Linked DNA regions of Mus musculus: region 2 is linked to region 1. The links are chromatin loops, found by intact Hi-C in ENCODE. Cell type or tissue: left cerebral cortex. All regions are shown on one strand.

The links. Hi-C counts contacts between places; a loop is a spot of excess contacts. Peaks named below come from ENCODE experiments on the same cell type or tissue, not always from the same donor. Only the 100,000 strongest peaks of a DNase experiment are listed, where the experiment ranks them.
Region 2: it touches region 1 in a loop (2.1-fold over the local background); 3 of 42 quality-filtered maps call a loop at or near these places.

Annotation. Positions count from the first base shown.
Region 1 is chr9:111,935,843-111,943,842 of GRCm38, forward strand. No RefSeq gene overlaps it. Among named protein-coding and RNA genes, the nearest start is that of 4930545L08Rik, 21 kb to the left of the region's middle. In left cerebral cortex, a CTCF peak has its summit at 3,941; a DNase peak (open chromatin) is centred at 3,946.
Region 2 is chr9:112,027,717-112,035,716 of GRCm38, forward strand. No RefSeq gene overlaps it. Among named protein-coding and RNA genes, the nearest start is that of Gm39430, 54 kb to the left of the region's middle. In left cerebral cortex, no CTCF peak of the experiment used is centred here; a DNase peak (open chromatin) is centred at 3,664.

The DNA.
Region 1 (8,000 bases):
AGCAGAACTCTAACTAGGAGGGAGGTTGAAGCAGAGGACTGTAAATTCAAGGCCAGCCTGGACAACTTAGTGAGAACTTGTCCCAAATCAAAAGTGAAAAGTGCTTGCCTAGCATCCTTGGAACCCTAGGTTCAATCACTAGAGCAATAAAAGCATGTTCAGAAAGAATCTATTGGATCCTCTAACTGAGCTGCCCGTCTGGCCTCAGTGGGAGAGGATGTGCCTAGTCCTGCAGTGACTTGCTGTGCCATGGTGGGTGGGTAGCTAGGGTATGGGGTGGTTCCCCTTAATAAGATGAGAAGGGAGGGTGGGTAAGGGGGGCTATGTGAGGGGCAGACTCGGAGGAAGAGGGCTGAGATCAGGATGTAGAGTGAATAAATTAATTAATTAATGGGAAAAAAATCTATTGGGATTCTTGCCTTATCAGTATAATTCCTAAGGTCTTTCTTAGTCAGCTTGTAGAGCTTTCATAATGGAGACAGGCTCAAAAAAATGAAATGACTGCCTTTTAAAAGAATAATTAGCTATGATTATTATGAAAAGAAGAGTTGAAATCATGTTAATGTACCATTATACTGCATGGCATCAAGAAGAATTATAGTAATGCTTGTTGAAATAAGATGTGTTCAGTTAATTCAAGAGAAATGGTCCGCAGCCTACATTAGGAGGGTGAAATTTGCAGAAATTTGAAAATGAGAGCTTGGCCTACCTTCCCTCTGTCATCGTCTAAAGGGTCCCTGGCCATGGCGTCCTCTATGGATAGTGAGAGGCCCACTGAGGCTTGGCTGAAGTCGGAGTCAGTAAAAAGGTAAGAGAATACATATCAAGTTCTTCTAAGTTGCATGCTAAGGGATGACGCCTCCTCATGTGGACCCATGAGTCACTGTCTTACTTAGGGATTCTATTGCTGTGATGGAACACCATGGCCGAAAGCAAGTTGGGAAAGAAGGGTTTATTTGACTTACTTTTCCATATCACTGTTGATCAATAAAGGAAGTCAAGACAGGGACTCAAGCAGGGCAGGTACCTGGAGACAGGAGCTGATGCAGAGGCCATGGAGGAGTGCAGTTTACTGGCTTGCTCCCCACAGTTAGCTCAGGCTGTGTTCTTATAGCATCCAGGACCAGCAGCCCAGGGATGGCACCATCCACAATGAATGGTATGGATGCTCTCCCTTCAGCCCATCAATCCTAATTAAGAAATGCCTCACAGGTTTTCCTGCCTCTGATCTTATGAAGGCCTTTTCTTAATTGAGGTTCCCTCCTCTCGGATGACATTTGTTTATGTCAAGTTGACATAAAATTACCAGCAGAGTAACATAGAGGTGAAAGACTGGCTCCTCTGCCTTCATTGTGTGCCTGCCTCCATAACTTTCTCAGTCTCCATCTTAACTCTGTACAGGCATGTGCATCGCCGTGGAGTGGGTGTCTACCTAGTCTGTCTCATCCCCCTTCAGTGCTGAAGGCATAAAGATAAGATCCCAGGAGGAGCACAACCTCAAAGAACAGGCTATCCCCAAATGAGAGTAATTAGCCACAGCGGCAAGACTGTACTACCCTGGATAAGAAAGAAGAAAATAATTCCTCTCCCTCTCCCTCCCCCTCACCCCTCCCCCTCCCCCTAGCCCTAATCCTCCCCCTCCCCCTTCCCCTCTTCCTCCCCCTCCTCTGTATGTGTGGTTGTGTGTGTGTGTGTGTGTGTGCCTGTGAAGGTCAGAGAGGGTGTTATTTGATCTACTCGAGCTTAAATCACACAGGAGCTAAACCTGGGTCTTCTACAAGAGCAGTACTTGCTTTTAGCCACTGAGCCACCTATAGCCCTGGTAAGTCACTGGGTTTGGTTAGGAAGTGACTGGGTGTCTACTGGAATTGGATATTTTGTTGCCGGTACTCAGATCATCTCTATGTTCCTCTTGATGATATCCCCCAAGAAAGTGTGCATTAATGGGTGTGCCACAGGTGTCAGTGGCACGTGAACACAGACCTGAAAGAGAGGTTTCCAGAAGGGTCCCCTGGACTGACACATGGGTGTGCTTCCCCATGTGTGCCTGTGTAGAAATGCAATGTGTCAGAAGACCATGAGCACACTGATATTAAAGATGTCAAAATAACACGCAGGGACAAACCATAGAGGAATTTAGACCTAGTGGAGAAATACCTAATGACCTGCTGTTCTAGGCAGAATTAAATGTGACTAATGTGAGGTTTAGACAGATTGGCATCAACAGTGTGGATTCTACAGTGCCTATAAATAATGATCAAAGGGCTGGAGAGATGACTCAGTGGTTAAGAACATGTGCTGCTCTCAGAGAGGACCTGTGTTCGATTCCCAGCACCCACAGAGAGTCTTACAACCATCTGTGACTCCCATTCCAGAGGATTCATTACTTTCTACTGGCCTCTGAGGGCAATGTACTTACATGATGCATTTAGACCAGTGGTTCTCAGCCTTCCTAGTGCTGTGACCCTTTAATACAGCTCCCCATGTTGTGATGACCCCCCCACCATAAAATTATTTTGTTGTTACTTCATGAATCATTATATAAATATGTCATATAAAGGATATCTGATAGGTGACCCACCAAAGGGGTCATGACCCACAGACTGTGAACTGGTAATGTCGGCAAAGCACCCAGACACATTAAGAAAAACCCTAAGTTTAAAAGATTATGAGCAAAATATTTGTATTACTAAATATGTACTTGTCTGTGATGATACAAGGATTCCTCAGGCTGCTTCTCAGAGCCTTGTAGGCATTCTTACTGGGTGTTCTCAGCTGACCACAACCGTCCAGGGAGCTGACTCAGACTCTCCACTTCTCCTGCAAGGTCCTCTCACTGATGAGTCTTAGTGAGCACCACGGAGAAAAAGACAAGGAAAGGGCTTTAACATATGAGTCTGGCAGAGCTACAGGACACGGAGGACTGTATGCACAAGGTGACCACACAGGGAGTATGCTGAGCAAAGCCATCAACTCCCCCAGATAGGAACAGAAGTATCTTCAGAAGAGGATCTGTAAGAGCTTCCTAGGATGAAGAAAGTATGTTTTCCCTTGAGTCTATGGTCACAGACAAGATGCATCCTATATAAACCTAAACAATTTACCAGTATCACTTTAAACAAGCGTTAGAAACCCATCCAAATCTGAGGCAGGAGCATACTCAGCACGCACCTACCCATGGCTGAGGTACTAGGCTGTCATTTCATCTAATGAGACAACCCATACCATACAGGACCTTACCCAGAGAGACTCCATAATTCTGCCCCATGAGGAGCATGGGGCTGTCTTGTAACAGCAACTAAAGCCACCATTTCAGTGTCTGGATCCTGCCAATACAAGATAACACTGATAAACACCACAGCCTCCCACCAATAACACTAGAGAGTAATTTAAGTTTAAAGGCTTCAGCTAACTTCTTGTTGTGAGCCAGGCAGAGGACAGAGGAGCAGAAGAATAAAGAGGGCTCTGTACTCTGTTTCTAGGATATATGCTGGGGTCGCATGGGAGCCCAGTCTCTTTTTTAATGGGCATTGTGTTTGTGAGTCAGTATGAATGGGCATGAGTCTCCACCTAGATCAGGTTTCAGTGTCTTCCTCACTGGGCTGTAGTGCTGGGAGTGAAGGCTGGACCATACAGGTTGTTGTCAGGGAGACACAAGATGCCCAGGTTGGACCACTGTGATAGTTGGCAGGGCTCTCCACAGCAGGCCGCTATGCTATCTGCTCAGTCATTTCTCCACACCTCATACAACACGATGCATTCGTCTAAAAGAACAAAAGAATGACAGTGGGCCAGTCCATCAGCTGTATGGGTGAAAATAACAAGAACAGTTGTGAGTAGGGGATGACAGCAGTCAAAAGCCAAAGGAGAAGTCAGGACCTGATGCTGACTCTGGGTGGATGCACGATGTCCCAGATTTACAGGCTTCTAACAATAGGGGGCGATAGGAGCCCATGTTGCCTCTTTGTTCTGCTTGCTAAAACTTAGACCCTTTTCTGGCTCCCAGAAGCAGTTCCCAAGTGAAGTATGCATGTGCTGTTACTTGTACCTTGCATAGCTCTTCCGTGGGTTAAACAGGGTCAGTATTATCTGGCTGATGTAATTGCAAGAGACTCCATGGAGATGTTCCCACAACATCCTGAGAGTGGTAACACCCAGCCTTCCCATAGCAGCCCTGAGCAAGGCTGTAGCGAGAGGCATTAGTGCTGCTGAGCTCTGAATTGTTTCCAGACCCCTTTCTTGCTTCCACCTCTCCCAGAAGATGATCTGTGTATTGCCTGGTTTGCATTAGGATTGGGAGGACAGAAATGCACCTGGGAGTTGATAATGTAGCTTATCTTTTCGTTTGTCCAGTCAGTTTCTTCTCCCTACTCATTTTCCAGGGGATGTGATCAATGCCTGAAGCCCCAGATATTGCCAATGATTGTAATCCTGCATCTATCTGTTGTGAGAGAGAAGCCACTCTGGATCACCAAGAATTGTGGTTGTTGGACACAGGTTCAGGGTGGGACACGGTTACCTTAAGTCGTCTGGAAGCCTTTCAAGTGGTCCTTGAGTATTGAATTCTGGGCATTCTCAGGAAACAGTCTGGAGGATGTAAGAATCGCATGTTATAGGAAGTTCTATACGTGGTGGCTCAGTGGCTATGCTCTTGGGAAAAGACATCCCATATGAAGCCTCTCGCTCCTTCCCTCTTCACAGTATCCTGTAAACCACTAATATGTCAAAGAACGAAAGCTTCTAGGGTAGAATCAACTCCAGCCCTGGCTTCATAAAACAGGGATGCTTTGACTTTCCCTGCTCCTGTTTTAAACATTTAACTAAGGTTTTTAGTGAAGGACTCTCAATTCCTCAGGTTGCTTCATGGCCAAGGGGGGGGGGGAACTCTGTAACTCTTAAGGGTGGTTATTTTCCCTTCTTCGTCTTTTTCTTTCAAACCAAACACTGACATTGTTTGTCACTGTGCTAAATATACTAGTATTTATCTCAGTATTTTTTTTCGATCACCACAGGCAGTGTTAGGGGGCTGGTTTCTGATTAACAGATGCCACAAGGGGCGTCATTGCTGTGAGCCTGTCACATTACATTTTAACACAAAACTTCTACAAGCAGTGGTCCAGAGCTGCCCATAACCATTTCCTGTGGAAGATACATTACAAGAAGCATGGCTCTAACTGATAGGAAAGAAAGAGTTTCTGGAGTGGAAGACTTTCTCTGAGAATGCTCTCTATTTATAAGACACAGCAGTCAATGCCATGGCCAGGGGCATAAGTGACATCCTTTTAGATGTTTCGGTTGTTTATTTTCCTCCTGCTGTTTTCTTTTAAGATTAAAAAAATAATAACAATAAAAAGAGCCTTTTCAGAAACCGCCCTTAATTGACAGAGCTTCACCTCCCTTCCTGTCTCTGTTAATGAAACATCCTGCCTTCAACTTGGAAACAGTCAAGTGTGTGATGATTTGTAGCAGACAAGGTAAATGGTGCTCGTTCTGTTCTCCCCCAGCATCTTGAGTGGGGCCTTTGAAAAGGCCCGTCACTGTTTTCATCATCGGCAGGATTCTCTTTATTGGAAAATAGAGAGCTGGGAGAATTTGTGTTAGGGGACGATTCTTCTTTCTGCAGAGGATGATGGCATGGCTGAAATTATGGAAGCATAAAAGCTGCAGGTTCTCTGTAATGGGTCCCGCTCAATATTATTAATAACCACACATAGGCACTTTTATGTTGGCAACTGGCTTCAATCATTTTTATCACGTAATAGCTGCAGAGGTTGAGTGAGCTTCTCAGCCTCTTTGCGAGATTGGGTCCCAGTTACAGATAGTTTTAGAGCTCGGAGGAAAATCCCAAGACTCATTCAGGTAATACTCGTGAATTATTAATTCATGAAATAGTTTATGCATACCTGAACACACCCCAGGGTATGTCAGTGGGATGAGCCAGTGGGCACAAGGTTGTCTCACTTAACCCACACAACAGTCCTCAGAGAAAGATGCTGTGGCTTTGACTAGGTTCCATCCCAGACTGCTGCTCCAACCATGCCCATGGTAGCAACCTCTTTCTTCTGTATTCTTCTTTCTTCTGTTATTCTTCTCTATTCTCAGCCAACAAACCCTCTAGGTGACAAGACCCCTTAAAAACAGCAGACTCCTCTCTTACTTCCCCAGGGAAGTTTAGAGAGCTCAGGGTGTCACTCTGGGGACATCACTGACACACCAGTGTCAGTTCCTTCATCTGTATAATGGGTGTGCTTCATCTAGAGGTACCCCTACTCTTCACTTCCTACACACACACACACACACACACACACACACACACACACAGAGAGAGAGAGAGAGAGAGAGAGAGAGAGAGAGAGAGAGAGAGAGGGAATGATTCTAGGGCTGAATTTTCTTCAGAGGCACTGCTGTAATACTATCTGTCTGTCCAGTGTTAACACATCTTCTAAAGAGCCTCTTACCCAAAGTACAAAGTACCTCAGTTTCCCCTCAAGCACAAAAATCACGTAGCCTCTTCATAGATGAGGATAATGGGGGTTTGAAAAGATGAAGCGGTTGTCACGATGATAAACTAAAACCTGGAATTAGTCTAGGTGTGGTCTCAGAGCACAGGCTGTGGTGAAGCCCAGAAGTGGGTAATGCTGTTCCACACAGCTCCTTACCTCATGATCCCTGACACAGAGGCTCAGAGTCAGCACTGAGGACAGAGGCATGAAACAGCTCTGGGGCAGGCAAACCAGCTAAGGAAGAGGATTCTCTGTAGGGATCATAGGATCCTCAAGTGAGGGAAGTCCCCACTGAGTGTGTATTGTTGACATGGGCACAGCCATAACAAGTGCAGAGGTTTTAGAGCCATGGGACATTGGCAAGCTGTTCCCTAGTGGGCCAGGCTCCAAGGTGGCAAGACTTCTTTCTTGATGATTGATCAGTGTGCACAAAAGGAGCAACAGCAGCTTCTTCCTTCCCAGATGTTTACAGCTTGAGATTGCTTGCCTACAGCGACCTTCTATCAAGCTTCTGGCCCCAGCTGCACATGATCCTGAACATGCCGAAGTTCCAGAGTGTGGCTGTAGTGGGCACCATGCCATCCGAGTGCACACACCCCACCTCACCTCTGATTTCTGGGCATGTGTCTGTACTGCCTCTTTATCATTCCTTTGCTGCCCCTGGTCAGGGTTTCAGGACCCAAGCCAGCAGGACCGGGTATTTCTCGGTCCCTTCTCCTGCTCCCTCCCCACGGCCACCAGGCCTTCTCATGCAACACATATCCATTCTGGAAATAAACCTTAGAAAGAGGACGAGGAGTCAATCAGGACGGAATAGATAAACCAGGAGACCAAAAGGAAAAAAGTGAGAAATGTCTAAGTTTCATAATTTTAGGAATTATGTTTTGAGAAATATTGATAATGACCTGACAATATATATATATATATAAAAGAGTAGGAGATGGAAAGAAAATATAGCCAGCAGTTCTGAAAGGGTTTTGTATCTAATTACTATTTTCAAAGTTACACACAATTCACTACTACATTTTACATATTTCACTGCGATAGTCAACATCTGCACTAATTACATTGAATTTATTTAAGAAGTCAAAAGATGTGGGAAGCCTTGAAAGATGCTCACACATGGAAGAAGGAAGCCCAAGTTGAGAGTCAAGATGCACTGAAGTCCCATGATTTTAATAAGGCTTTAAAGTACAAGACAGTCTTAAAGTTTGTATTTTATTTTGAGTGTGTGCTTATGCACGTGCCTGTGCCTGTGTGCATGAATGTTTCCCAGGTGTTTACAGCCTGAGATTGCTTGCCTACAGCAACCTTCTTTCAGACAAGTCCCTATCCCCAGCTGTACATGCTAAATATGTCAAAGTTCCAGTGTAGCTGTAGCAGGTGCCACTCTATCTGAGTACACACCCACCCTACCTCAGCTTTTCTGTACATGTGTCTCTGTGCCCTACCTTCTTTATTCACGTAGCTATTGAATGTTTGTTCATTGGCACAGAC
Region 2 (8,000 bases), 92 kb after region 1:
TTTAAATGTCAGTTGGGTCAAAATGGACTAAGATAGGCAGTGCTTCCATTTTTATTTGCTAGATAGCTAGAGCAGATTGAATAGAGAGGCAGCAAACTGTAGCCTACAGGCCAGTCAGGTAAATCTGACCCAGTGTTTGTTTCTCTGAGTGAAATTTCAATGCAACACAGAATTTTTAAAAATGTATTATATTAAGCTAGTTTCCATAAAGCAAGTTCAACCCCACTCTGCTTACTTTACCACTTCCTTCCCTGAAACTCATAATGGGGAAACCCTCAAAGGTTAAAGTCTTCTGTATCCAGGCCTCATTCTGCACTGAAGCTTGGCTTCCCTCAGAATCAGCCCACCCTGGGCTCTGAAATCCCAAGCACTACCTGGATGGCTGGACCAAAGAATGTCAGGGCCTTCTGTGAGGGACAGATGGAAGGTGAGCCCAGACAACCTCTCTTTATCTCAGGATGTTGGAATACATGCACATCTGCAGTTATTCTGAGAGCTACAAACCAGAAAAAAGAGTAGAGCCAGGTTCCACTCAGGTCAGGGATTTCACCTACACATCATGCAGAAGTGGGCAAGCCCAGTAGCAATGAACAAAGTTGTACATTTCAGAGCTAAAACTATTTGCTTTCTGGTTCACTTTTTAAACAAAAATTTGTTGACTAATATATTCAAATGTAAATTCCTTCTGAAAGGAATCCAAGGAGTTGGGAAGTTAGCTTGGTGGGTAAGAATGCTTTTGGTGCAAATATAAGGTGCAGAGTTCAAATCTCCAGCATCCACATAAAAGTTGGGCATGACAGGATATGTCTATATTATCAGCATCAGGGGTAGACACAAGTAGATCCTTGGAGCTCACTGACCATCCAAACCAGCTGAACTAACAAGCTTCTGATTCAATGAGAGACGCTAACACAAATAAAGTAGAGAGAAATAGAAGAGGAAATCTTGTCCTCTTCACAGTCATGTGTATTCATCTTTGTCTGTCTGTCTGTTTGTCTCCTGTCTGTCTGTCTGTCTGCCTCTCTCCTCTCTTTCTCTGTCTCTCTGTTTCTGTCTCTGTCTCTCTGTCTCTGTGTGTGTCTCTGTCTGTCTCTGTCTGTCTCTGTCTCTCTCTCTCTCTCTCTCTCTCTCTCTCTCTCTCTCTCTCTCACACACACACACACACACACACACACACACACACACAGGAACCCAAGTCTGCTTCATCCATCTGCTTTCTAGTAATTGCATTTGCTGAATGATAACACATAATATGTTCACTGCTCCCACGCTTTTGTCATCAACCTGGGTTTTCACAGAACAGGTCACAAATATCTTTGAGTCTGCTAGGTCAATGGTCCATCTTGGCTTCTGACTTCAGAATACTCAGATTACTTCAGCATTCATGGAGAGAAAGAAAGTATAGATGCTGCCAAATGAAGTGGTGTTCATTGGTTATGTAAAAAAGATTGGATTATAATTATAGTGGTTTCTCCAATCTTCAGTTTACCTGTAAGGAAACTGGGTTGCATAGTAACTAAATTAGTTTTATGGTTCACATCCACTTGTGCTTATACTTTTCTTTCCTTCCTCCTTTCCTTTCTTCTTTCCTTCTTTCCTTCTTTCCTTCTTCTTTCCTCCTTTCCTTTCCTTTCCTTTCCTTTCCTTTCCTTTCCTTTCCTTTCCTTTCCTTTCCTTTCCTTTCTCTCTCTCCATTTCTCTAGAATACAGTGTGGTTTATGACATGACAGCAAAATACATTAACCCTTTCTATACCCGACTTCACATTCCTTTCTTGCTTTTTTCCTCCCTACCTCTTTTCTATGTATGGCTCTGGGGATTGAATCTAAAGCTTCTTGCATGCTAGGCAAACTCTCTGCCAGTGAGCTGAACTTCAACTCCAGCCTATATGAATTATTTACTGGAGAATATACCTTCAGAAATGTAGCTCAGAATGGTCTCACACTCACTGTTTAGACAAAGCTTGCTGGGATCTTCCTGCTTCACCCTCTCAAGTGCTGAGATGATATACATGAGTTACTAAATTGATTCAAAAGTGAAATTATGTTGTCAAATGTCTTGCATGTATGTATATGCATGCTTATGTGTGTGTGCATGAGTATGGGGGTCTGCATGCACATATCTATGTCAGAGAACATCTATAGCTCTTGTTCCATAGATGGTAACTATGTCTATGTGTCCATCCATATCCATACATGTATCTATATGTCTTTGCTGGATTTTTTTTGTCAACTTGATACAGCCTGGGAAGAGAGACTCTCAATGAAGAAAATATTTCTACATAATTTTCTTTGGAGCAAGTCTGGAGTGCATTTCCTTGATTGCTGATTAATATGGTTGGGCCTTGCTCACTGTAGTTGGTGCCACCTGCGGGCTGGTGGTCCTGAGTACTCTAAGAAGGCAGGATGAGAAAGCCATGGGGGCAGAGGTCAAGTCAGTAAGGAGCACTCACCATGGCCTCTGTACCATGGCTCTGTACCTCTAAACCATGGCTCTTATCTTCATGTTCCTGCCCTGCCTGAGTTCCTGCCCTCACAGCTTTAGATGATGGACTCTAGTATGAAAGTGTGTGTGATATAAACCCTTTGCTCCCCGTGTTGCTTATGGTCATGGTTTCACCACAGCGCTAGCAACTCTAAAACTATCTGATCCTAAATCACTGACCTGGAACTCCCCAAGTAGTTGAGGTTGGCTGGGCAGCAAGTCCAAAGGATCTGCCCTTTTCTGTCTCTCTATTTCTCGGGTTGCGAGTGTGTACCACCACACCTTGCTTTTCTATGTGGGTTTTGGGGTCCCCGTGCTTATATGGCAACTTTGCAGACTGAGCAGTCTTCCCAGAACCCACAATGTCCTATTTCTTAATTGGTACTACCAGGCTTTTTCTGAAAAGCATAAAATCTACTTATTTTATTATTGATTCGATACTGATTTGAAAAACACTTCCGTAAGATTCTGCCAGTTTGAAAATATACAAAGACAAAAGCACAATCCCTGAATTATTAAAGAGAATTTCTTGGGAATCAATAATTCATTGTATTTTTCAGCAAGGGGAGGGGGGCGACCCAAGGCCATTAGTGCTTGAAAGATCTGAGTTCAGCCTGAGCCAATTTGACATTCAAATGGTCTGATATTTAGAAATTCCAGCTGTTTATCTTGACAAGTATGCATGTGAAAACACATGCTTGTTTAAAGTGATAGAGCTGTTGCCTGGTCTCTGCAGACCTATTTCCCTGTGCTACAACATATTAGAATGAGCTCAATGACCTTGGAGAAACAGCTATCCTCAGAGCAGGCATTTGCACACCAATGAACCTCAATAAAATCAATGATGACCAAGCACTCTTTAATTCCAATGCCATTAGTAAGCTTGTCCTTTTATTTCTGTTGGAACAACAAGACCCTACTCTTAATACCTCCTAGTGGCTCTGAATGCTGATTAGGAGGTCATGTTTACTAAGAATGCAAAGATTCAGGTTTCAGGTTCACCCAACTCTGGGCTAACTTAGGTCCAGACTTGATTGCAATTGAGAGAGGTACACTTGGGGAAATCATGGTCTGAAGAAACAGGGTAGAACAAGGTTAGTGTTCTTGGCTCTCTCCTGGAAGTAGCTTCCTAAGATTGACTGAGGTTCTCTTGGCAGCATCCCCACTTCAGTGCATGGCACAGGATTTGCACAAAATCTGGCAGGGGGAAGTGAGTGGAAAGAATGGGGCTTTTAGTTGGATAGCCAGAGTAATAATCTACCATTGAGGGGAGTCGGGACAAGAACTGAAGCAGACTCTGGAGAAATGCTGCTTCCTGGCTCCACTGTGGCTTGCTCAATTTGCTTTCTTCTGTAACCCAGGACCATCTGCCTAGGGGTGCCATCCAAAACAGTGGATTGGGCCCTCCCAAATCGATCATCAGTCAACACATACCTACATGCCAGTTTGATGGAGAAAATTCCTCAGCGGAGGTTCACACTATCCAGGTGACTCTTGTTGGTGTCAAATTGACAAAACCCACCTAGCACATCTACCTTTGTCCACATCAGTGATGCTGTATTGTTACATTTACTGATTTACTCTTGTGGCAGGTAAAGGACAAGTTTCTGGATCTCTTCCACCAGGTGGGCCCTGGGTATTGAATTCAGTTTTTCAGTCTTGGCTACAAGAACCTTTATCTTTCTGCTTTGAGTCAGGGATAAGGGAAGAAATCCTCCGTCCTATACCTAAGGGCACAGGTTAGTTCATTCAAGTCCCCGAAGAGACCTACTGTCCCCTTGGTTGGTTCATTAAATGCAATTATCTTGCCAAGGAAGCTTTCATTATTCTTGACTTGGACTAGGAAAGCGGGAGGTGGAGAAAGAGGCAGGGAGAAGAAAGCAAAGGATGCACTGAGTCTGCTGAGGTTCAAATGTGGCTACCTTGCCACACACCTTGAGGTGTAATAAGAGCCTGGCAGGCACCTGCTAAACTCATTCACTTATAAAGTACGTCTTCTCTGACACAGTAGAGAAAGAATTCTCCAGAGCTTTAAAGACATGGATGGCTTCATTCAAGAACCCAGGGATAAAATGAAAATTGCAGCTTTCCATGAATGACTTGTTGGTTTGGGCTCACAAAGTCCATTTTCTCCCTGACTGACCCTATTTTCAGATGGAATCATCACATGGCGAAGTGCAATTGTCTAGACTGAATGCGTCTGAGTCACCGACGTGTTTACACGGCAGACTTTCAACTCCAGAGACGGAGCTTATGGTTATATCTTCATTACAAGGGCTCAGCCTCCTCACCAAACAGCTAGAACTCCTTTTTTTTCCCATCAAGAAATAAAATTACTGGACACCTGTGCCACTGAAGTGTAAGACTAGAGAAAAGACAGAAAAATTGGAGAGAGAGAAAATATAGCTCACAGGCATTCAAAAGTAAAGTTTTCTGAATGTTAACACCCTGGGCTCCTCCCTTCTGCCCCTTGTCCGGCACTCACTCTGGACACCTATGTCAGAACCATGTTTCCAAAGCATAGTTCAGATTTCATATGGCATAGGGCAGGAGGTGTCTTCCATTTTGTCCCACTGGGAGTGAATTGCAAAGATGGTGTTTGAAGCAGCTTCTAGAGAATTGGTGGGCTTTCTATGTGATGGAGCCATGGCAGTGACAATTCAAAGAATTGTGTGTGCAGACAGGGTGGAATAAGTTTGGGAAAGAGCAAGGAGCTCTTTATTGTTGAGGTAGAAAGTCTCACCAGCAAGCTAATGCTATAAAAGAACCAGATGTAGAGACTTGCTTTTGGAGATGCTTTAATTAGGGAGAGAGGGGAGAAAAGGAGAGAGAGAGAGAGAGAGAGAGAGAGAGAGAGAGAGAGAGAGAGAGAGAGAGAGAAAGAGGGAGAGAGAGAGAGGATAGACAAATAGGAATGATAGATATAGATTGATAAAATGATATATAGTGGATAAGAGATAGCTGATGGATTGATAACTTTATGAGATAGATAGAAATGATATATAGTTAGAGATGATAGGTAGATGAGATGGATATATGTAATAGATCATAGCTAAGAAGATAATAGATAAATAGATAGATACATAGATGATTGATAGATACATGGATACATAGACAGACAGACAGAGCCCAATTTAAAGCAGAAGAGGAGAGATGGGAGAAGACAGAAGGAAGAAGGTGGAAATTAGGAATCCTGGTTACTTTTCTATTGCTGGAATGAAAACCCGCATCCCGCTAGAGTTCCAGTGCTCTGGGCAGGTGGACGTGGAGGACTGCTGCCTGCTCTCCACATGGCCACAGGTGGGTGTCAGGCTATGGGAAGCCATGGATTCCAGCCCTCTGGGGTTGGACAAGGAGCAGTCCAAGGTCTCTGGGCCTCTAGAGGCCAAAGATAGGTTCTCAGTCTAGGGAACCCCAGATTCCGCTGGACACCACGGAAGAGTTGAGACCAAAGAGAGGAGAGGGCAGGAAGAGAGGGGGCACTGTGTGGTTCCCATGCTGGTGAGAATCATTGGTTCTGTCTGTGGCTAGAGCACAGGAAGGCCTAGATGAGGCTCTTTAAGGGAAAGCCTATCCCATCGTTCAAGCGGGGGGGGGGGGGGGGCGGGAAGCTTGATGAGCAGAGACAGTCTATGGTTTTTAGAGCTTTATTGTAGAAAGACAGGGAGAAAGAGAGAAGGTAGAAAGAGGGAGACTGGCCATGGCCATGTGGAGAGAAGAGAGAAGGGAGGGAGAGAAGGAGGACTACAGATGAGAGTAAAAAGCCGGGTAACTGTGGGGAGGAGCATACCTGGCTGTAGTCTCCCCTCCCCCAGCCTGAAACCTGCTTGCTCAGGGGTGGAGCTTCCTGCTCATTCGTTCTGCCACGCCCACTGCTGGAACCTGCGGAGCCACACCCGTGCACCTTTCTACTGGACCAGAGATTATTCGGCGGGAATCGGGTCCCCTCCCCCTTCCTTCATAACTAGTGTCGCAACAATAAAATTTGAGCCTTGATCAGAGTAACTGTCTTGGCTACATTCTTTCTTCCACCCCGTCTAGATTCCTCTCTTACAGCTCGAGCGGCCTTCTCAGTTAAACCGTTCACGTTGCGAGCTGCTGGCGGCCACAACACCTGGCTATAGTCAGGTAACTGTGAGGGTGGAACCTAGCTAGAATGCCAGGAGCTTAGGGCTTTGTCTGTGTGACTGATAGTCACAGAATTATGGGATTGGGGGCTCTGGGGTGTCAGGCACCTGTCTCTGGGAACGTGGCTCACTGTTCTGTCCCTTGTAGAGTTTTCTAATGGATCTCTGGAGCAAGCCTCATTCAACCAAAACAGGCTGCCTTTCACAGCCCCACAGCTGGTGGCTGAGAAGATGTGGCATGCCATCAGGAGCAGGACGGTGGATGGTCACATTTTCATCCACACACAGGAAGCCAGGAGTGAACAGAAAGTGTGTCCAGGCTATCAAGACTCAAAAGCCATCCAAGTGACATTTCCTCCAACAATGCCATGATTCCTGAAGGTTTCAAAATCTTCTCAAATAGTATTACCAACTGTGTACCAAGGTATTAAATGTATGGCCTATGAGGGCATTTCACATTCTAACCACTACAAGGGGAGGCATACAATGTTTTAAAAACAAGTCTAGGATTACATAAATGCCCATTGTCTTTATTTGACTCTGTCCTCTCATGCGATAGAGAGAGTCAAAGTTGTTAGAAATTTTGGATCATGTTATTGGGGGGGGGGGGGAAGGAAATTTAAAAATAATTCCCTAGTCTACCTTTATAACTACTTCAAAGTAAAAAGGGGAAAGTATTGGAATACAGTGGAAGACATCATGCAGTAACATCAAATATACCTGAATCAGTCAGTACTGTCAACTTGATAGGATTAGGGACACCTAGGAGATACACTTCTGGTCACATTTTGCAGGAAGTTTCTAGATTAGAGAAACTGAGGTGAGAAGACTAACCCTAAATATAGGCAGCACCATTCATTCCCTAGGCTGAATAAAAAGGAGAAAGTGAGCTGAGCATCTCTCTCTCTCTCTCTCTCTCTCTCTCTCTCTCTCTCTCTCTCTCTCTCTCTCCTTCCTGACTGTGGTTGCCATGTGCCATGTGCCTTGTGCTCCTGCCACCATGTTTTTCCTGACATGATGGACCACATTCTCACGCTATGAGTCAAAGCAAGTACTCCCTTCTTTTATATGCCTTTGTCGGGATTTTTGTAATAACAACAGGAATAGCATCCTCACTGGAACCAGAAAAACAGGGCACACTTGAGCCCTTCCCTCTCTAGCACCTCTCACCGGAGAGTGACTTTTTTTTTAAAACCTTTTCAGGACTGGCTTTCACCCCATAAAAGTCCTCACTGAAGTGATAATAATGAAATATTCTTATCACATCTATGCTCATATTCATGATAATTTTGGTGAGTGGACAAATTCCCTAATGGTAGTATGTTACAAAATTTAGAGTTACAGATAATTTAGTAGTATTTTATTTAGTTTCCAAGGGTTGTGGTTTCA